Linked DNA regions of Homo sapiens: regions 1 and 3 are each linked to region 2. Evidence: read pairs that join two places in POLR2A ChIA-PET (ENCODE). Cell type or tissue: GM12878. All regions are shown on one strand. Links, peaks and the distances in the headings refer to the core of each region. The heading gives the core; the rest is flanking DNA. Region 1 overlaps RAP1B (RAP1B, member of RAS oncogene family). Region 2 has its middle 30 kb from the start of LINC02384. Region 3 has its middle 37 kb from the start of IL22.

Region 1 (6,875 bases), core at 1,337-5,336, 140 kb before region 2:
TTTGGACACAAGGGAATTCTGTCTATAGATGAGCAGTCAGGTATACAAAACAAATATTAAAACCAAAAATAGGCTTAAAAATAACTATTATCTAATCCATTACCAAGACCAAAAGTTGAATGGAATGCACAGAGAAGACTACAAAGAAGTTAAACTGATTATATATTAATAGGAGATTTTAAGATAAAGCACATGAAAACATTGCTTCACATTTATCTATGGCTCCCATTCCTGTTTCCAACAAAAATATAAACAAAATAAATCAAAGAAGACATTAAACACTGAGAGCAAAGCATGGAAAAATAAGTAATACAAAATACATTAGACAGTTGGGAATATTTTAATAGCATTTTCAGATAAATCTGGATACTGGTCTTTGACACTACACCAAAGCTCAGCAATTGGTTGCAATATGGAACAGGATACCTTATTGATAAACTTTTATGTTCTCTATAACATTAAAATCCATTGGTCTAGCTGACACTTTGTAAAGATTTCTTACCCATGTATGATTTTTATAATACTATGCATTGATCATTTGGAAATACTGACTCAGTTATGCAGATAATCAAATAATGACAGATTTCATTATATACTTACAGCAGCTGATACAAGCTTTCTAAAATTTTTGCTTAAAATCTAGGAACTTTATCATCGACCATAAATACTACCACTATTTTCCCTAAAGCAAAGCCTCACTGTTTTCAAGAAAATGTCAGCCTAATGCCCAAGTCTGGCATTCTTTTAAGCAAAAATGGCATTATATGAAGATTGATTCAGCGTGTGACTCAATCACACAAATACTTTCCCTAGAAACAACCATTATATTTCAGTATGCTGCCAAGTGTTTTTGTTTTGTTTTTCGAGACAGGGTCTTGCTCTGTCACCCAGGTTGAAGCGCAGTGGCACGATCACAGCTAACTGCAGCCTCCAACTCCTGGGCTCAAGAGATCCTTCCACCTCAGCCTCCAGAGTAGCTGTAGATGTGCATGACCACACTAACTTTTTTTTTTTTAATAGGAGAGACAGGCTCTCACTACATTGCCCAAGCTGGACTTAGCCTCCCAAAGTGCTGGGAGGCTTGCTGTCCATGGCCTCGCCAGTGTTTTAAGCATACTTCCCATTTTGTTACAGTATATTAAAGATGTGTACAAAGGTAGAGATTTAGTTTAAAATTTTTTTACTTCTTCATCAAGAGCATTTAGGTGAAACTTAAAAAAAAATCTGAGTGCATGGCAGTGAATAATACAATGATTACTAGGACAGTGAAGTACTCTAACCTGGTTTATTCTAAAGCGCCAGAAGTTTTATCCACCACTGTTTTTATACTACAGGTACAAATGTCACTACAAAGAAAACGGCAAAGAATGTCTCAGTATTATAAAAATAGTTTTGCACTTGTAGACTCGCCAAAAATGTCTAGGGGACCTCCAGGATTCCTTGGACCATACCTTGAAAATACTGATCTAGGTAATTCATTTGTTACACTAATCAAAACTCACAATTATTTATTAGTCCTTATTCATACTTTAATGGGATTCTTAAGCAATGCCATAGGAGAATAAAAGCTTTATAGGGCCAGGCAAGGTGGCTCACGCCTGCAATCCCAGCACTTTGGGAGGCCGAGGCGGGCAGATCACAAGGTGAGGAGTTCGAGACCAGCCTGGCCAATATGGTGAAGCCCCGTCTCTAAGAAAAATACAAAAAAAATTAGCCAGGCGTGGTGGCGCATGCCTGTAATCCCAGCTACTCGAGAGGCTGAGGCAGGTGAATTGCTTGAACCTGGGAGCAGAGGTTGCACTGAGCGAAGATTGTGCCACTGCATTCTAGCCTGGGCGACAGACTCCACCTCAAAAAAAAAAAAAAAAAAAAAAAAAGCTTTATAGAACAAGAACTAATACAGCTGGGTATGGTGGCTCATGCCTGTAATCCTAGCAGTTTGGGAGGTGGAGGCGGGCAGATTACTTGAGCTCAGGAGTTCAGACCAGCATGGGCAACATGGTGAGACCCCGTCTCTACAAAAAATACAAAAATTAGCTGGGCATGGTGGCATGCGCCTGTAGGCCCAGCTACTTGGGGAGCTGAGGCTGGAGAATGGCTTGAATCTGGGAGGTTGAAGCTGCAGTGAGCCAAGTTTGTGCCACTGCACTCCAGCCTGGGTGACAGAGTGAGGCTGTCAAAAAAAAAAATAGTACATTACTGTATTATTTTATGGTTTATGAAACATTCATGAGTAATACTGCATTTGATCCTCAACAACTCTAACAACAGTATGTCATCATTCTCACTGAGGAGGCAAGGAGGTTGGAAAGCTTCAGAAGGAAAGTACACATTTTGCTTTAAAAAAGTCATTGTAGTGATGGCATTACGGATGATACTCATTTTCTTCTTTATACTTTTCTATATTTTAAACATTGGTAAGAACGTCAAAAAGACATATTTGAACTCAGCCAATCTTATAAATACAAATCAGTACACTATCTCAAGTTTGTTAATTTCAAGAGCAGTAGGAGAAAACAACAGATAACATATGTTATATATCTCATCCTATCCCTCAATTCAAGATTCCAGAGGAATTCCTGCATTTTGCTATTGTATTGAGAAGCTTGTGGATAACTTAGAAGCATCAGCCACAAATATGTTGGCACAATGTAGTAATAGGATTCCACATTCTAACTGCAACTTTAAAACACAAGGTAACAAACAGCTGGATGCAACATACATACCTTTTGGCGCATAAAAACTAAGTAAAAATAGATTATATATATAGTCCTTATTTTATTGATACCCTTTCAGTTCTATTAACTGAGAACTTAGAAAGTCCCTGAATTTAGTATAAAGTAACTTTGAAAAATATATTCTAATGTGAGGATAAATTTTAGAATACACAGATAATTATAATTTCATTTTACCCAGCATTTTCCATTTCCTTTCCAGAAGCTTTCACCAAAAATTGCTACTAAATAGACAAAACATGTTTCCTTTCATCTTTTTCCCTTCCTACAAGGCAAAGAAAAAGGAAACAGGTAGAGGCAATCCACCACTTCGGCAATCAGTTCACTGTATATTTTTAAAATAAAGTTACTTAGTGAAATGCTGGGCCAGGCACAGTGGCTCATGCCTATAATCCCAGCACTTGGGAGGCCAAGATGGGCAGATCCCTTGAGCCCACGAGTTTGAGGTGAGCTTGGGCAACATGGCGAAACGTCTCTACAAAAAATACAAAACCTGGCCGGGCGCGGTGGCTCATGCCTGTAATCCCAGCACTTTGGGAGGCCAAGCCAGGTGGATCACCTGAGGTCAGGAATTCGAGACCAGCCTGACCAATATGGTGAAATCCCCTCTCTACTAAAAATACAAAACTTAGCTGGGTGCGGTGGTGTGCGCCTGTAGTACTAGCTAAGGCAGGAGATCTGCTTGAACCTGGAGGCGGAGGTTGCAGTGAGCTGAGATTGCACCACTGCACTCCAGCCTGGGGGACAGAGAGAGACTCCGTCTCAAAAAAAAAAAAAAAAAAAAAAAAAATTAGCCAGGCACAGTATTCCCAGCTACTCGGGAGGCTTAGACTGGAGGACTGCTTGACCCCTGGAGGCGGAGGCTGTGGTGAACTGAGATCGTGCCACTGCACTCCAGCCTGACTGACAGAGCGAGACTCTGTCTCAAAAAAAACAAAAAACAAAACAACAACAACAAAAAAACAAAGGCCGGGCACAGTGGCTCACGCCTGTAATCCCAGCACTTTGGGAGGCCGAGGCAGGTGGATCTCGAGGTCAGGAGATCCAGACCATCCTGGCTAACACAGTGAAACCCCGTCTCTACTAAAACACAAAAAATTAGCCAGGTGTGGTGGCGGGCGCCTGTAGTCTCAGCTACTCGGGAGGCTGAGGCAGGTGAATGGCGTGAACCCTGGAGGCGGAGCTTGCAGTGAGCGGAGACCGTGCCACTGCACTCCAGCCTGGGCGACAGAGTGGGACTCCATCTCAAAAAAAAAAAAAATCCAAATTATTTACTAGAGTTTTTAATGGATGCTCACTTCCTTTATTCAGTCTATCTGCACAACAGTTAAAAACATTCAATCCCCCAGTACCGGAAAAAAAATCACAAGTTATGAAACCAGAATTCAGCTAAAATTTAAAAGGTCTCACTGATATATGTATATGTGTGTGTGTATGTATGTGTATATATATACACATGTATAACTACAAAAACATAAAGTAAAAGTAATTACAAGTAAGCTTTAGGAAATGGTTTGATATAAAACTCAAACTCACAAGATTAAATAATTACTCTCTATGGTCAGAGAGACAGATTTGTAACTCAAAAGAACATTTCTAGTATGCAGGCACCTCATACACAATCTAAGTAATTTTTTTTTTTTTGACAGTCTCACTCTGTCGCCCAGGTTGGAGTGCAGTGGAGCGATCTTGGCTCACTGCAACCTCCGCCTCCCAGGTTCAAGCGATTCTCCTGCCTCAGTCTCCCAAGCAGCTCGGATTACAGGCACCTCCCACTACGCCCAGGTAATTTTTTGTATTTTGAATTGTATACTGATATCACAGAATATACTCCTCCTGTACAATAAAAATCAGATGGAAATTCTGTAACTCATGTTGTAAATATTTTTATTTTAGGGAATTTAAATTAAAAAAAACTGGTACATTTCCCCCACATTTTCATTTTTTCCTGTTTTAAGGTTCTTTGGAAAGTTTTAAAAATTTTGACCCTCTACTGATTCAAAGGAAAAAAAATCTTTCTAAATTACTGCTTAAATAATCAGTTGCTACTGTACCCTTGATTTGACCAACATTAGGAATAAATAGTCCAATGTTATGAAATACGGAATGTAAGTGATACTATTTTTTGTTGCTGGTGAATTTTAAAAAGTGATGTTTTTAAGGCAGCACAAAAGTTCCTGATAACTTTTCTTGTTTAAAATAGAAACTCTCCACGACCAAAGAGACTTGTTTTAGAATCCAGTGCTCAACTGGGTTCAAAGTACAACAGATTACATACAAATCAGTTTTTACTGCAAATGGATAAATTCATCTATTCTTTGTAGCTACTGCTTCCACTGTGCTTATGAGATTTACAAAGAACTTAAGACCTCAAATGGCAATTAGTACCTTTCAATACCATTGCAAAATAATCTATGAACACAGAAAAACACTAGCTTCCAGAGCCATGGTACAGTACTCCTGTTTACAGATGGCTGAACTAAAAATTTTGTCCAATGTTACAATGAATCACTGCATCAGCCAAAATGTCTTAACTTGTTCTAAAATTCAATTCAATTTGAAAAGGCTAACAAAAACTTCAGCCTAATCTCTTAGACCATGGAGTCCTCAATAATGACAGGAGGGGGAAGAAAACCCAGGGCATATTTTTAGTCACAACCTATGTCTCAGAAAGTTTAAGACAGACCAATCTTTACCTAACTTTTCTATAGAGTGAACACGTGACATCACTGCTATAAAACAGCAGTAAATAGCTAATTCATAAATGCTAAATTACTCCTAGTGCCAGTCAAATCTAGAAACTGCAGATCAATACCCAACCTCCTCTTTAGCAACACAAACATACAGAGAAACACAGTTATTTTACATCTTTAAGGAAATGAGGCAAATCAGTAAGATCTGTGTGATAGTCGATAATAAAACAGCCTATTTAAACAATACTTATGGGGAAAAAGTAAATGGACACCTTGTAAAATCGGTCAAATTCTCTGTATCAGATCCAATTTCAGATTAGTTTCACTACCTCAATAAATATTTATCGAGTACCTACAACAAAAGGCAAAAAAAACCTGAACGTGAGCTTTTCATCCAAATCTTGGACTGCATTTAAAATAACATGTCTAATCAGTTACCATGTTATCAATCTTTGCATAGACCTTCCACCAATCTTGAATTAGATAGGAAGATACAATTGAAAGGATCCTTACAAAAATGGATCTAGTTATTTTAATAATTAATTCTTTGCTATACCCTCCTTACATGGTAGCTCTTTATTATGGGAGGGGGTCACTTTACCTTTATACAGCTAAGAGAAAATATTGGAATTCTGAAAAGGATTGAGGATAAAACGAAAATTAATTTGTCAAGTAAAAGGGATTCCAAAGCCAATATGTAAATGTTTCTTTTTAAAGGATTACACTGTTCTCTTCAAATATCCTCTCTTTGAATGTTCATTACCATTAATCCCTAAATTCAAACGCTAACCATTACACTGTGCCCAGGCAACGCGCTACACTGTGCCCAGGCAACGCGCTAGGAAGATTACTGTGAAGAATGAAATGGATTAAGTCCCTACCCTCATGGTACTTACATTTAACTGGTGTTGAATGTCTATTGCAAGGCACCATGCCAGTGCGTTAAGGCATACAAAACAATATATATCTTGTGGTTGGAGTTCACAATTCAATGGAATAAATAATATAAAATGGTAACAGGAGGCAGGAAGTAATGCGTGTCATAGAAGGTAAGAGAGATGACTTTCACGCGGTCGTGGGTGAGGGGAGAATGTAAAAGAGAGCAGAGCAATCATTTTCTTATCTCCTTTTTTTTTTTTTTTTTTTAAGACAGGTCTAGCTCTGTCACCCAGGCTGCAGTACAGTAGTGCAGTCTCGGCTCACTGCACCCTCCGCCTCCCAGGTTCAAGCTGGTTCATTCAATGTGAACCTCCCAGGTTCATATTCTCGTGCCTCAGCCTCCCGAATAGCTGGGATTGCAGGCGCGTGCCACTACACCCGGCTATGTTTTGTATTTTTAGTAAAGACGGGGTTTCACCATGTTGCCCAGGCTGTTCTCGAACTCTTCACCTCAAATGATCCGCCTTCCTCGGCTCGGCCTCCCAAAGTGCTGGGATTACAGGCGTAA
Region 2 (6,875 bases), core at 1,470-5,469:
CTCCTTTCTTCACCGGCTCATCACCTGTGCTCCAGCACCTAGCTTTCTTTGATTTGTCTTTGTTCCTTGAGAGTGCCATTCTTCTTTTCACCTGAGGGCCTTTGCATTTCTTGTTCTTTGTTTTTTTTTTTTTTTTATTGATCATTCTTGGGTGTTTCTCGCAGAGGGGGATTTGGCAGGGTCACAGGACAATAGTGGAGGGAAGGTCAGCAGATAAACAAGTGAACAAAGGTCTCTGGTTTTCCTAGGCAGAGGACCCTGCGGCCTTCCGCAATGTTTGTGTCCCTGCGTACTTGAGATTAGGGAGTGGTGATGACTCTTAAGGAGCATGCTGCCTTCAAGCATCTGTTTAACAAAGCACATCTTGCACCGCCCTTAATCCATTCAACCCTGAGTGGATACAGCACATGTTTCAGAGAGCACAGGGTTGGGGGTAAGGTCACCGATCAACAGGATCCCAAGGCAGAAGAATTTTTCTTAGTACAGAACAAAATGAAAAGTCTCCCATGTCTACCTCTTTCTACACCGACACGGCAACCATCCGATTTCTCAATCTTTTCCCCACCTTTCCCCCCTTTCTATTCTACAAAACCGCCATTGTCACCAACAGCTCATTGACAATGGCATTTCTTGTTCTTTAGGTCTGTAATGTTCTTCACAATTTTGCCTAGTTAGCTTTAACTCATCCTTCCGTGGCTCTCCATTTCTACAGCACATCCTCAGAGCAGCCTTCCATGAATTTCAGACAGGGTCATATCCCCTGGTATGTGCTCTTCTAATATCTTATATTTCTCTCTTGCACCATTTACCACACTTTTAATTAAATAATTAATTTTGAAAGTAGTTGTATAATTCCAGATGTGAGCTTCATGTTTGGTCAGGCAGTATGACTGTCTCATTTGCTGATTAATTCCAGGACCTAGCAGAGTACCTCATACATCATAGGCCTTTGAGAAACACTTATTGAAGGAATCAACAAGTAAGGGGATAATATTTTTTAAAGTATACGTCATGCATTTATTACCAACAACCCCCTCAACTCCAAAATCGGGCACAAGGATTGAAAATAAAAAATTCATTGCACTGCTTAGTAAAGCATTACTAGTAACTTTCATTAAAAATGGACAAACTTTGTTAAAAATTTATGAAGCCTTCAGATGATTTGGTTACAGATATTTGTAATATGTGCATTTAAAACTATATGTTAACTGATATAATGGAATATGATTTGAGGAAATGACTCAGCAAATGATTCTACAGACATCCTTGTGAGCATTCATAATCTGAAACAAACAGCAAAATGAGGTCACCAAATGTACCAACAGGGGGAAAATACTTTCTAATGAAGGCCTAAAGATATCTGTGAAAACTATTCTCTGAAGCGAGTTGGGAGATCTCATTCAAAATTATTGCAAGAGGGTCAAATGTAAGAATCTTGGGAAATCACATTTCAGAGAATATATAAAAATCTAAATAGGCTTTCACATTTTCCAGATTTTGCTCAATCAAAATTCAGGACAGAAAGTCCTAATATGAAATCTTGGGTACCCCCATCTGCTCCTAATGAATAAGAAGTATGTTAAAGACCAAAATTATTGGCATAATAATCCATTACATATACATCACATGTAGTGTAATCTTTATTTTTCTTATGAAAAAATCATGTTTAAAAATGGCAAAAAAGTACACATAGGCTGTTTTATATAGCTGTAAAAATTTATATCTGAACAGATCTAACATGATTCTGCTATACTCAGAATTCATTTTATGAGAACATGCAAGTAAAGTACTTTTTCTAATGTATATAAAGATACCTAATTAACAAGGCACACTGTACTAATGACTAGGAAAAGTAGCTTTTTCTCCCCCACCACCCTAAGAATTCTTGTCATGATTTCCCTTTTGCAGTAAAATTTTGAGAAGCAATTGGCAATTTAGGAGGTAACAGGGTATCTTTTGGTAAAATCTTGAATTGTTGAGCTCTTGGGACTGATCTCTCTTTGGGAGTGTCTTTTCTTTGCATGGGGCTTCTAGAGATGTGTTCAGATTTGCTTATTAAGTGTTTAGTGTGTATTAGATCACACATGAATGTGTCCTGACAAGCTCAGCCTAGCCACAGTGAGCAGCTTTGTGGCTAGCAAAAGAGAAAGAGCAGTTGATTTGTACCCAGCTGCTGTCACCTTGGTGATGTACCAGATAGCAAGCAAGCAGATGTTGGTTTGTTGCCTTTGTCCTCTTTCCTCCTAAAACAGTACTGGCGTTCCCACTTGAACACAGCTGTGAGTTTCTTGTGTGTTGTTATTTGTTTTTTGGTGTGAATTGTCATCTTTGATTTTTTTTTAACCCCCACACTCCCCCAGACAAGTCAAAACCTCCAGGTGAATGAGTTTTTTGGGGAGAATCTTAAGTATAGTTTCTGATTCCCCTAAACCTCTTCATGGAACCTTAGGGATCTTAGGCTCCTGGATTGGGAAATTTGAATTATTTTTCTGTTTCTGTTTTGTGCAGTGCAGGCAATGTGGTTCTGTAGTCCCCTATACTTGGAGTGAGTTCTGAGGATACCATCTGTAAAACGTCTCTTCTAGAATCCCCACTGCCTGAAGTCTGTAAAGGCCCTCTGCCCACGAACAAAGGAGGGACTTAATAACCCACTAAGGATTTTGGTAGGAAAAGGTAATTATTTCCCAAGATGAGGGCTGCCTGGGAGACTCTTCTGCTATCCCCAGGAGTCCCTTCCTCTATGCTGATTTCTAGGCTCCTATCATCCAACATCTTCAACTTCAGATGCAAGCTGGTCTCTTACTGCCTCCCTGGAGTTTTGTTGTTGGACAATTTCCTGTCCATGGATCCTCATGAGATTATGCTGAAATTTCATTCCCAATGTCATCAGGAATGAAACTAACCAAAATTGAACTCTAGAGAATGTGCTTTAATATCTAAGAACGCAGCTAAGTAATTGCTGTGTTCATCAGAGGAGGAAATCATTCACTATAAAATGCTGTAGGACAGACAACTCATTTTTAAGCAAGTTCATAATGGGAATTGCCTAAACAGAATTAAACTTTTATGGATTTTTTTTAAAAGAACCTATTTATTCATCAGACTTAAGAGAAACATTTCATTTCACTTAACTAAAAGGGCAGAAATTTTTGATGTCTCGATTACACAGGAAATGTGTTATGCACATGTTCATTAGAGTTTAATGGATGACTTCAGTTGTAAAAAAAGTTCGGCCATGTTGAGACTCTTGCTCAATGATCCCTGGTAAAATCCCCTTCTTGCTACTCACTCTGTAATCAGATGTTACATCTATCGACCCAATTCTTTTGAATGGTTTCTAAAAAGGAGAGGCCATTAGTTCAAATGTGCCATTTTCGCCTGTCAAAAGGCAATTTGCAAATGAACATTACACTCTAGGAAGCAGAGCTCTTCCATTCTCAGAAAAAAGTGATGATAATTGGAATTTGCATATGTTTCTTTTTTGAGAGACAGACCACAGAGTTTGTTTATGACTATCTTTAGCACCAACGGGAAGCTCATGATGAAATGGAGGGGAAAAGAGTTAAAATGTTTTAAAACTCATGGGAAATATGTTCCAAATGATCCAGGGGCTTTTAAAAGTCCATTTTAAAAACATGAGAATGGTGTAGCGTGGGGTTGTTTTTTCGGTAGCAGGGAAGGGCATCACTTTGCCAACTGCACTTTCTGGCCCTGGGATCAGCTGCTCATTATTTGTCTGAAGAATAACTGGGTGGGACCAAGGCTGCAGTCTTTAGCAGTGGAAAAGGTGATTCTTTGTGAAAAACTTAACTAGTTGGTAGAAAGGTCAAACCAGGAATGCTGACTCCTTAGCAGCCTAACCCTAACCTCAACACTAACTTGGTTTTTAAACAAGGTAGGTTTTTTTTGTTTTGTTTTTGAGACAGAGTCCCCCTCTGTTGCCCATGCTGGAGTGCAGTGACACGAACTTGGCTCACTGCAACCTCCGCCTCCCAGGTTCAAGTGATTCTCCTGCCTTGGCAGGAGTAGCTGGGATTACAGGCACCTGCCACTGCATCCAGCTAATTTTTGTATTTTTAGTAGAGACGGGGTTTTGCCATGTTGGACAGGCCGGTCTTGAACTCCTGGCCTCAAGCAATCCACCCATCTCAGTCTCCCAAAGTGCTAGAATTACAGGCATGAGCCACCTCAACCAGCCTAAACAAGATAGTTTTTATATGAATAATCTTAGATGACAGGTAAGTGTTCACAAGCATGTTTTCAAACATTCATATCAGCCCTTAAGGGGTTTACCAAGCAGTCTTCACTCTCTTACTTCCTCTAAGTCTCACATCTACACTTTAAGTTATCCCCATCAGTCAGAATAGGCCAGGTTATGCTGCTGCAACAAAAAAGCCTACCACCATGTGGTGTTGGTTTAGGGATTGCTGGTGGATGAAAAGAAAACCATTACCTGAGGCAGGAAGAATGTTTTTTTTTTTTTCCCTGTGCCCTGGGGACAGACAATCTTTGAGATGGTGGCTGCTCTGTCTGCTGAGCTCCTAGAGTGAGATGAGCAGCACACTCCAGCTGAACTGTAATGCAAATAAACTTAATTTTATAGCCAGTAAGATTCAGCAGCATAACCTGACTTATTCTGACTACTACAATATTTAGTGTAATTTTACCGATAAACAGACAAATTCTCATAGAGGTTAAATAGCTATCCCAAGACTCTAGGCAAGGGCAGGGAAACCATGTACAGCTTCTCTCTAACACATCAGGCTGACTCTTCCTTTGTGTCTGGCAGAGCCATGAAAGATCCGTTTTTTCCATCAGCTACTGAATTCTCATTCTAATGAAGTCATTCTGATCCCATGTGCCTCTGGGAATGAACGTGGTCTTTTGCAGACAGAAACATAACTTTTATTTGTTTGTTTAGCATTGCAGGTAGGATGACCAACCATCCTGGTTTGCTGAGGGATTTCCCAGGCATGGGAGCATCAGTGGTAAAATAAGGAAAGTCCCAGGAAAATTAGGTTGAGTTGGTCATCCTTATTGCTGAAGTGATTTCTCCTAGTAACACTTAGGAATTATGCAGCCTGGATTCCCACTGCACCTTGTAATTATTTCCATTATAATATTTATCACATTGTGTTTTAAATGACTCAGACTGTTCAGTGTCTATCTGTACACAAAGCCCTGAACTCCTGAGACCAAGAACTATTTCTTTTCCATTTTGTATTTCTAATACCTTGTATGGTGCCTGCCACTTCAAAGGAACACAATAAATATTTATTGAATGGATGAATGAATGTTATTTCTCTGTCGTTTTTCATTTCAAAAACTGGTGTGATGTAATTAGCTTTCTCCTTTGAGGATTGATTCTACCTAGATAATAATTCAGCTATAAAGAAAGCTAGGAATCTTTCTTAGCTGCAGCTACAAGCTTGCATAAAGCTTTCAGTGTGACCCATTGTGTAAAATTATATAAACTCAGCACTGGATTTCAGCATAAACCAATTCCTTTTAGACTGACTGAATAATTGAATCTCCTTGTTTGGCATTTGTTTAAAGAGAGAAGGTCATGGGACAAATGGTGGATATTTGAGGCTATGGAAACATATGTTATAAATTTGGTTTAGCTGTTTCTGGTAACTGGCATTATTGTGACTGAAGACCCAGGATTCCCCAGTCTGCCCTCCACCCTCGGGAATGCATAACTAGATGCTTTTCAAAAACCAGAGGCAGAAAGAAAATCGCCATGGGCACGCCTCACTGATAGACTGCATTCATGCCCAGTTAAGGAAAGCAAGCAGAGGACTGAGAGACTTGCTCCAGAGAGTCAGACCCAGGGCTCATCCAGTTGAATCTTTTCATAACAGGCCTAAGAGGTGTGCTGAGAAAGCTTGGTGGTTCTTGACTCTACTTACATACTAACTCCTCAGACATCTTTGCTAATCACCCACAGAGGCTCTCTCCTAAGTGACTAAGCTTTTCTGAGAAGTGACTTGAATTCTATGAAGAGGCCCTCTGGATTGGTGGAAAAATCATGGAACCTGTTTTAGGGGACTTAAAAAAATCCCCATCCTCAGTTTCCTCATCTGTAAAATGGGTTTCATTTTACTTACCTTTCTTACTTCACAAGATAGTTTGTGAAGGTCAAAGGAGATTACATCAGTGAAAACAGTTTGAAGATTGTAAAATGCAGAAAGAATATAAGATAATATATATTTTCTGCCTCTGTTAATTCACCTGATTCTTTCCCCATCCTATAACAAAACTTGCCTAAGCTTGCCTTCTGGTTTAGAACTTCCTTTTATTTATCCCAATATTTTTCTCACCACAGAAAGAGAAAAAATGTTTGCTGTGTGCTTGGTATGTGCACTGTCTTCATAACAAACTTGTGATGCAGGCACCTTATCAGAATTTTACATACAGGTACTAGTTCGTAGTCATTTGGTAGCTTGTCCAAGGTCATACATGCAGCCAGATCTTGGGTTTAGACTCAATTGTGCCTATCTTATAGGCCATGCATTTTCCATCCACCACACAACCTTTCAAGTTTTAAGGGGTTCCTCTCCATTTTTTTTTTTTTTTTGATCCTGGATTTGGTATAGAAGTTCACCTTGGGCTTGATCACAGCATTTTGATTTTCTAGAGTTTGATCATATTCTTCATCTTCTGTCACTCCAGCCTGAAATGTCCTGCTCTTTATTCTGGCAGTCCTCTCCATTTTCTGGATCTTTATACTTGCTTTTATTTGGATATTTCTTGAGATATAAGAGCTAACGCTACATGTAGTAGTCCAGGTGAGGCACTCCAGCGTTGGGTACCAGGGTAGGATAATGTTTCCAGATGTATTTTCAATACTCAACATGATGTACAGACATCAT
Region 3 (6,875 bases), core at 1,683-5,682, 190 kb after region 2:
TTAACACAAAACTTTTTAAATATATTTCTTCACTCATGGGACATGTTCTGTTGTCATACTGTTTATCTTGCAAATCATGATAAATTTAAGTTTCTAAAAAATATGGATTTTACAACTATATTACATAAAATCTTTACAGTAATACATAGAAAGTACTGAAGCTAAAATATACAGAATATTCATGCTTATTGGTTAGAAAACAAGTGAACAATCTGTTCTAAAGTGATAATTGGTCAAAAGTGCATTTGCAAATCGTTGGTTCACAATAAGTTTGTTAAAGATCTTACATTATCATGAAGTTTTAAAGAACTGTAGGCATACAAATATTTGCCTATCTTCCACTGACCTTTAAACTAGTTTGTTCATTAAAGGCTACTAAGGCATTAAATATGAAAATAAAAGTTTGAAATTACAGTATAAGTGGACTTTAGAACACAAATTGGCTTCTATACATATCTGAACTGAGGCATGTTAATTGTAAAATAGGTTTGGAACTTACCTCTCTAGATACATATTTTCCTCTTCCTCAAAGGTTGGTTAGTCTAGTTGGTTAGGACAGAGTTTTCAATGGCTGACCACTGATGTATGGTAAAGAAGGGAATTAGAGCTAGCTTGCAGGGAATTTTGCATAACTCAGTCTATTTTATCTAAGCTGTAGATGTAAAATCTGGGTACACCCACTGGAGTGAATCAAACCACATGAACTTGATCTATCAGGTGTTAGAAGGATTAGGATATAGTTCTCATGGGGACAAGGTCATGAACCCAGTCTCTATGCAACAATTTAGCTCTGCAGTTATTGACTGCTTCTGTTAAAAACCCTATTCAGTGACTCAGGGGAGAGAATAGTGTTGAGGGCCCAGTAGTGTTTTAATTGCTCATACTAAGGGTAACTCAGAAGACATGCATTTGGGTTGGTGAGTAGTCTTAGTTACATGACAACTGCCCCTTGAGATTTGCTAGTATTCAGGAGCTGGGATTGCTAATTCAAATTTTTATTAGTTTTATTAAGGCATACTTTAAACTGCAGTTGTTAAAAAAATTAGAGCTCAGTGAGTTTGAATAGATGTACACATCTGTGAAACTAACACCACAATCATGATACATTATGTTTCCATCACCCCAAAAGTTTCTTCATATTCTTTTGCAGTCAGTCTGTCCTTCCACCCCTGGTCCCCAAGGCAACCAATAATCTGCATTCTGTTGGTATAAATTAGTTTACAGGAATTTTATATAAATGGAGCCATCCTTTATGCCTGGCTTTTACTTAGCATAATATTTTTGAGAGTCATCCATGTTTTGGTGCGCATGTTGCCTCTTTATTCACTTGCTGGTGGACTTTGGGGTTGTTTTCAGTTCGGGATTATAATGAATAAAACTGCTATCAGTATTGGTGTGCAAGTCTTTGTGTAGATATATGCTTTCATTTCTCTGCAGAATATCCAGGTAATTCAATTTTTATTCATCTTGAATATAACTTCTGCTTTGAGTATACAGTATATACTCAAATAAATATTATAAACTGGTAGCTTGATCTTTTCGTCTAAATTAATATCTCACAAGCCACACTGGGGAGCCAACCGCAGAACTGCAACGAGTGGTTTTTCTAAAATGCATACACCTACCTGCTTTTTTCTCTGCCCCTCCCCCATCTTCACCCCAGGTGTTGAGATTCTCAGTGTATCCGTGTTTGAGAGCCCTTATAAAAATGCACCAAAACACATACATGGGAGGTTTCGCATGTTAATTTCTGGTCTCATCTCTGGATCCCCATGGAATTCTGAACTCAAAATTAAACCTTGAAGGATAGTTGTGACGATTAAGGATAAATAACATGATAAATATGCTTGGTACATAGGAGGAAATGTTACCATGAGATTTAAGCATAAATATCATTTTACAGATGGGAAGACCGACTTAGATGAAATAACTGGCCCAAGATCTGAAGGCTGGTGAATTAAATCTAGGCCTCCTTACTCGAAATCCACCCACACTAACTCCTTTGAAGTGTGTATGCTAAAATTGCAAGTCCCACTGTGATTCAGTTCTCTCTCTGGTTGATTCATTTGGGAGTTAATTTTCTACTTTGCCTTCTTGGAAGATAAATGACTACCTTTTCTAGTCGGGAAAAAGAATATGTGAGCATTGAATTATTGTACAAATGGATTCAACCAGAATGAAAGCAAATTAATATTCAAAACAAGCTTGTCCTTAAGTAGAGAAGTGTTGAAGTTGGCTACTTAGGGAGCTCAAGGATGGATTATATATTTTTGTTTTAATTGTGCATGCACATATCAGACATCCAGAAAATATCCTGACTTCTGGAAGTTTACCAAAGGAACAAATAATGTAAAATGGTAGATGATCCCAGAATTATTTCTATTTGGTTTTGGAATATGTTTTTGGTACTTTTACATCTGAAAGTGGTAGTCATGTTAGTGTGCTCAGGGCCCAGTCTGTCAAACCACCATTACTCAGTTTCCCAAGGTGATTCTGCTGATAGAGATTACTCCAGGCCAAACAACAGTCTATGTCATTGGACTAGCTAGGGTTGTGCACCAATGGGTCTGGTCACATGGGGTCTCTGAGAAGCCAACTTGCCCCATGAGCTTGACTCATGGACTAAAAGCAGGCTACTGATCTCTTCAGCTCCGTGCTGATGAACTTTCTTGCTAATGTTGACTCTGCAATCTAACCATACGTGTCTTTCTCCCATGGCAAGTGGAGGCACAGAAAGACCCAGCCCTTTGCTCTCAGGCTTAGAGCCAAGCTTCTTTAAATCATATGTCATGTTTCATTCCCACCCTGAGGCTCTTATACAGGAGGCAGCTCCCCATCCTGTGACTCCTGCCATGTGGCAGGTAAGAGCAAAGGATGAGTCATCTTAAAGATGGCATCCATTTCTCTTCTACGAAGTGCTCTACCCACTAGTCTCCATCCGTAGTTTCATTCTGCCCTATATCCATATAAAGCATATCTGGAAATTGAGAAATGAGGACTTGGGGGACACTAAGCCACCTTTGGAAATCAGAACATGAGGCCAACAGGTAGAGTAATGTTTGGGGAGTTTACACCAATTCAGACCACATAATGGACAATTTAGATAATGCTGGGAAATTGTTCAGTTTCTCCCCTATACAGTCTACATGCCAGTATTATGCTGGAGCTAACTCATGGGCCAATCATTAAATAAGAATGTTGTGAGCAAGTTGTTAAAGTTATCAGTAGTTAGAAATTGGCCATGGTGGGAGTATTTACACCACTGAAATCAACAGATGCCATAAATTAGGGCTTCTCCCATTTACTGGGAGGCGGTTTACAAGCCCATCACTAGCTACTGCCTCAGTCTCTCCTAAACTTTCCATATCACTTGCCTGACAGAGAAAACAATCTACTTCAGAAAGCCAGCTCAAGATAAGCTGCTTTAATATTTATTATACCACTTACATATTCCTTGGCTTATACAAATGGTTTGGTTTAGTTTATTTTCTTGGCTGAAGTCCACCTAGAAAATAAAAACAAGCCACAAATAACAATAGACTTACAGAGGGAGACTATGCAGAGACGGCCTAGGAATCTATATGTGTAATCTTCCAGATTCTCATAGGTAGTTTGGGAACAACTGGCTTTGGGGTTATAGTAGCCTATGTTCTAGTCCTAACTCCACCTTGAGCAAGCCAATTGAACTTTGAGCTTGTATTCCTCATCTTGCAGATTAAGATCACTCACCAATTTAGTTTTCAGATTAAATGGCATAAGGTCTGTGAAGTTTTCATATATGCTATTTAAATGTTATTCACTTCAAAATGTTTAGTTTTATTATGTCGGCAAATTTTCATTAAAACAACAAGAAAAAAAGCCTTGTTTTAGAGAGGCTAAGGTTAAATCTAATAAGCAGGTGACAGGGTACCCTGAAATCGTGGCCTCTCATCACAGACCTATCAGTTGTGACCTACATTCAGCTTACCCAGAGGCAGTTTCAGGTAGGGGTGCTGAAATGATTTGTCTATTTCCGTTATGTGGTAAAGCGAAAAAAGACTGACTACAGTGTTGTGACTCAGCTACTCTAGAAGGTGGAACTAATTACCTGATAAATGCAAACTATATTAGCGTAACCATGAATTGGAGATGTTATCAGCTTTGAGTCAGGAAATGCAGAGATAAAGTACCCACGATAATTACTGATGAAAGGAAAGATAGTCAAGGTTGGTCCCTGAATGAATGCGTGCCCAATATCAAAGATTTCCTATGTTTGCTGCAAGTTTTTTTTGAATAAGGTGAATTAAATTAAACTCAGTTTTGTAATTTTAAGAAGAAAATATAAACTAACCCAAATGCCACACATTATGGGAAGATGCAGGCACTTTACACTCATAACTTCAATGATAGTCAGAGTTTGGGCATCTCAGGAAAAATTTGCCCACAGTGAGTACCTTAGCATTCAATGTTCCTGTCAAAAAACTATTCAGGTCAAAACAGTTAAGGTTCTGGGGAAACCAAAAGAAAATCGAAAATAGGTTGTATGGCAATACTAAATTTTGGTTCCACAAGGAACGAGTAATATGAAGTTTAACTTGTAATTTTGCAAAGATGAAACATCCGAAGTGCTTTACTAATTTGAAAACATATACCTGGCACTAACAAATACCCTAGCATGATCATTTAAATCAATTACCGGCCAGGTGCGGTGGCTCACGCCTGTAATTCCCAGCACTTTGGGAGGCCTAGGTGGGTGGATCACGAGATCAGGAGTTCGAGACCAGCCTGGCCAACATGGTGAAACCCCCATCTCTACTACAAATACAAAAATTAGCTGGGTGTGGTGGCGGGTGCCTGTAATCCCAGCTACTCGGGAGGCTGAGACAGGAAAGTTGTTTGAACCCGGGAGGCAGAGGTTGCAGTGAGCTGAGATAGCACCATTGCACTCCAGCCTGGGCGACAGGGCAAGACTCCATCTCAAAAATAAATAAGTAAGTAAATAAATAAATAAATAAATTACTATGAATCGTTGCTGCCAAGACTTTTTGTTTATTTTTTATTTTTAATTTTTTTATTATACTTTAAGTTCTAGGCTACATGTGCACAATGTGCAGGTTTGTTACATGTGTATATTTGTGCCATGTTGGTGTCCTGCACCCATTAACTCGTCATTTACATTAGGTATATCTCCTAATGCTATCCCTCCCCGCTCCCCCCACCCCACAACAGGCCCTGGTGTGTGATGTTCCCCTTCCTGTGTCCAAGTGTTCTCATTGTTCAATTCCCACCTATGAGTAAGAACGTGTGGTGTTTGGTTTTTTGTCCTTGTGATAGTTTGCTGAGAATGATGGTTTCCAGCTTCATCCATGTCCCTACAAAGGACATGAACTCATCCTTTTTTATGGCTACATAGTATTCCATGGTGTATATGTGCCACATTTTCTTAATCCAGTCTATCATTGTTGGACAGTTGGGTTGGTTCCAAGTCTTTGCTATTGTGAATAGTGCCGCTATAAACATACATGTGCATGTGTCTTTATAGCAGCATGATTTATAATCCTTTGGGTATATACACAGTAATGGGATGGCTGGGTCAAATGGTATTTCTAGTTCTAGATCCTTGAGGAATCACCACACTGTCTTCCACAATGGTTGAACTAGTTTACAGTCCCACCAACAGTGTAAAAGTGTTCCTATTTCTCCACATCCTCTCCAGCACCTGTTATTTCCTGACTTTTTAATGATTGTCGTTCTAACTGGTGTGAGATGGTATCTCACTGTGGTTTTGATTTGCATTTCTTTGATGGCCAGTGATGATGAGCATTTTTTCATGTGTCTGTTGGCTGCATAAATGTCTTCTTTTGAGAAGTGTCTGTTCATATCCTTCGCCCACTTTTTGTTGGGGTTTTTTTCTTCTTGTAAATTTGTTTGAGTTCATTGTAGATTCTGGATATTAGCCCTTTGTCAGATGAGTAGATTGCAAAAATTTTCTCCCATTCTGTAGGTTGCCTGTTCACTCTGATGGTAGTTTCTTTTGCTGTGCAGAAGCTCTTTAGTTTAATTAGATCCCATTTGTCAATTCTGGCTTTTGTTGCCATTGCTTTTGGTGTTTTAGACATGAAGTCCTTGCCTATGCCTATGTCCTGAATGGTAATGCCTAGGTTTTCTTGTAGGGTTTTTATGGTTTTGGGTCCAACATTTAAGTCTTTAGTCCATCTTGAATTAATTTTCATATAATGTATAAAGAAGGGATCCCGTTTCAGCTTTCTACATATGGCTAGCCAGTTTTCCCAGCACCATTTATTAAACAGGGAATCCTTTCCCTATTTCTTGTTTTTGTCATGTTTGTCAAAGATCAGATGGTTGTAGATGTGTGGTATTATTTCTGAGGGCTCTGTTCTGTTCCATTGGTCTATATCTCTGTTTTGGTACCAGTAACATGCTGTTTTGGTTACTGTAGACTTGTAGTATAGTTTGAAGTCAGGTAGTGTGATGCCTCCAGCTTTGTTCTTTTGCTGCCAAGACTTTAAAAATATTATGGATCAATACACTAACAACATGTCAGTTTCTTTTATCAGTCAGAATCAAAATGTGGGGACCCAAAAAATTTTATTCAGATTTATTTTAATAATTTGAAGACATATAAAAATACAGAATAGTAGAGACATACATCAACATATACAGCTCTTCAGTCACTACTTAAATAATAATAAAAATAAAACTCAGAAACAGTGAATATTTTGTATTAGAGAAGCTTCTAGAAAAATATCTGATGACCCTCCTTATTATACAGATTTAGTGGTTATTTTCATTCACTAATTAAAACTGTCTGCAACAATTCCAGACATTTTCTGCTGTGTACAACACATTAATCTTAGTATATAAGTAGAAATCTG

The links. ChIA-PET counts read pairs that join two places held together with the same protein. Peaks named below come from ENCODE experiments on the same cell type or tissue, not always from the same donor. Only the 100,000 strongest peaks of a DNase experiment are listed, where the experiment ranks them.
Region 1: POLR2A ChIA-PET joins it to region 2 with 7 read pairs; 11 of 35 experiments call an interaction of 5 or more read pairs at or near these places.
Region 3: POLR2A ChIA-PET joins it to region 2 with 6 read pairs; 1 of 35 experiments calls an interaction of 5 or more read pairs at or near these places.

Annotation. Positions count from the first base shown.
Region 1 is chr12:68,613,089-68,619,963 of GRCh38, reverse strand. All of the region lies in intron 1 of RAP1B (RAP1B, member of RAS oncogene family), which reads right to left. Among named protein-coding and RNA genes, the nearest start is that of RAP1B, 5.6 kb to the right of the region's middle. RefSeq lists an enhancer at 3,506-4,277. In GM12878, for the core only: no CTCF peak of the experiment used is centred there; no DNase peak of the experiment used is centred there; H3K4me3 peaks cover 1,185 bases; H3K27ac peaks cover 399 bases.
Region 2 is chr12:68,478,175-68,485,049 of GRCh38, reverse strand. No RefSeq gene overlaps it. Among named protein-coding and RNA genes, the nearest start is that of LINC02384, 30 kb to the right of the region's middle. In GM12878, for the core only: no CTCF peak of the experiment used is centred there; DNase peaks (open chromatin) are centred at 2,149, 2,527, 3,409 and 4,261; H3K4me3 peaks cover 719 bases; H3K27ac peaks cover 2,998 bases.
Region 3 is chr12:68,287,506-68,294,380 of GRCh38, reverse strand. No RefSeq gene overlaps it. Among named protein-coding and RNA genes, the nearest start is that of IL22, 37 kb to the right of the region's middle. RefSeq lists a silencer at 3,870-3,929. In GM12878, for the core only: no CTCF peak of the experiment used is centred there; a DNase peak (open chromatin) is centred at 4,030.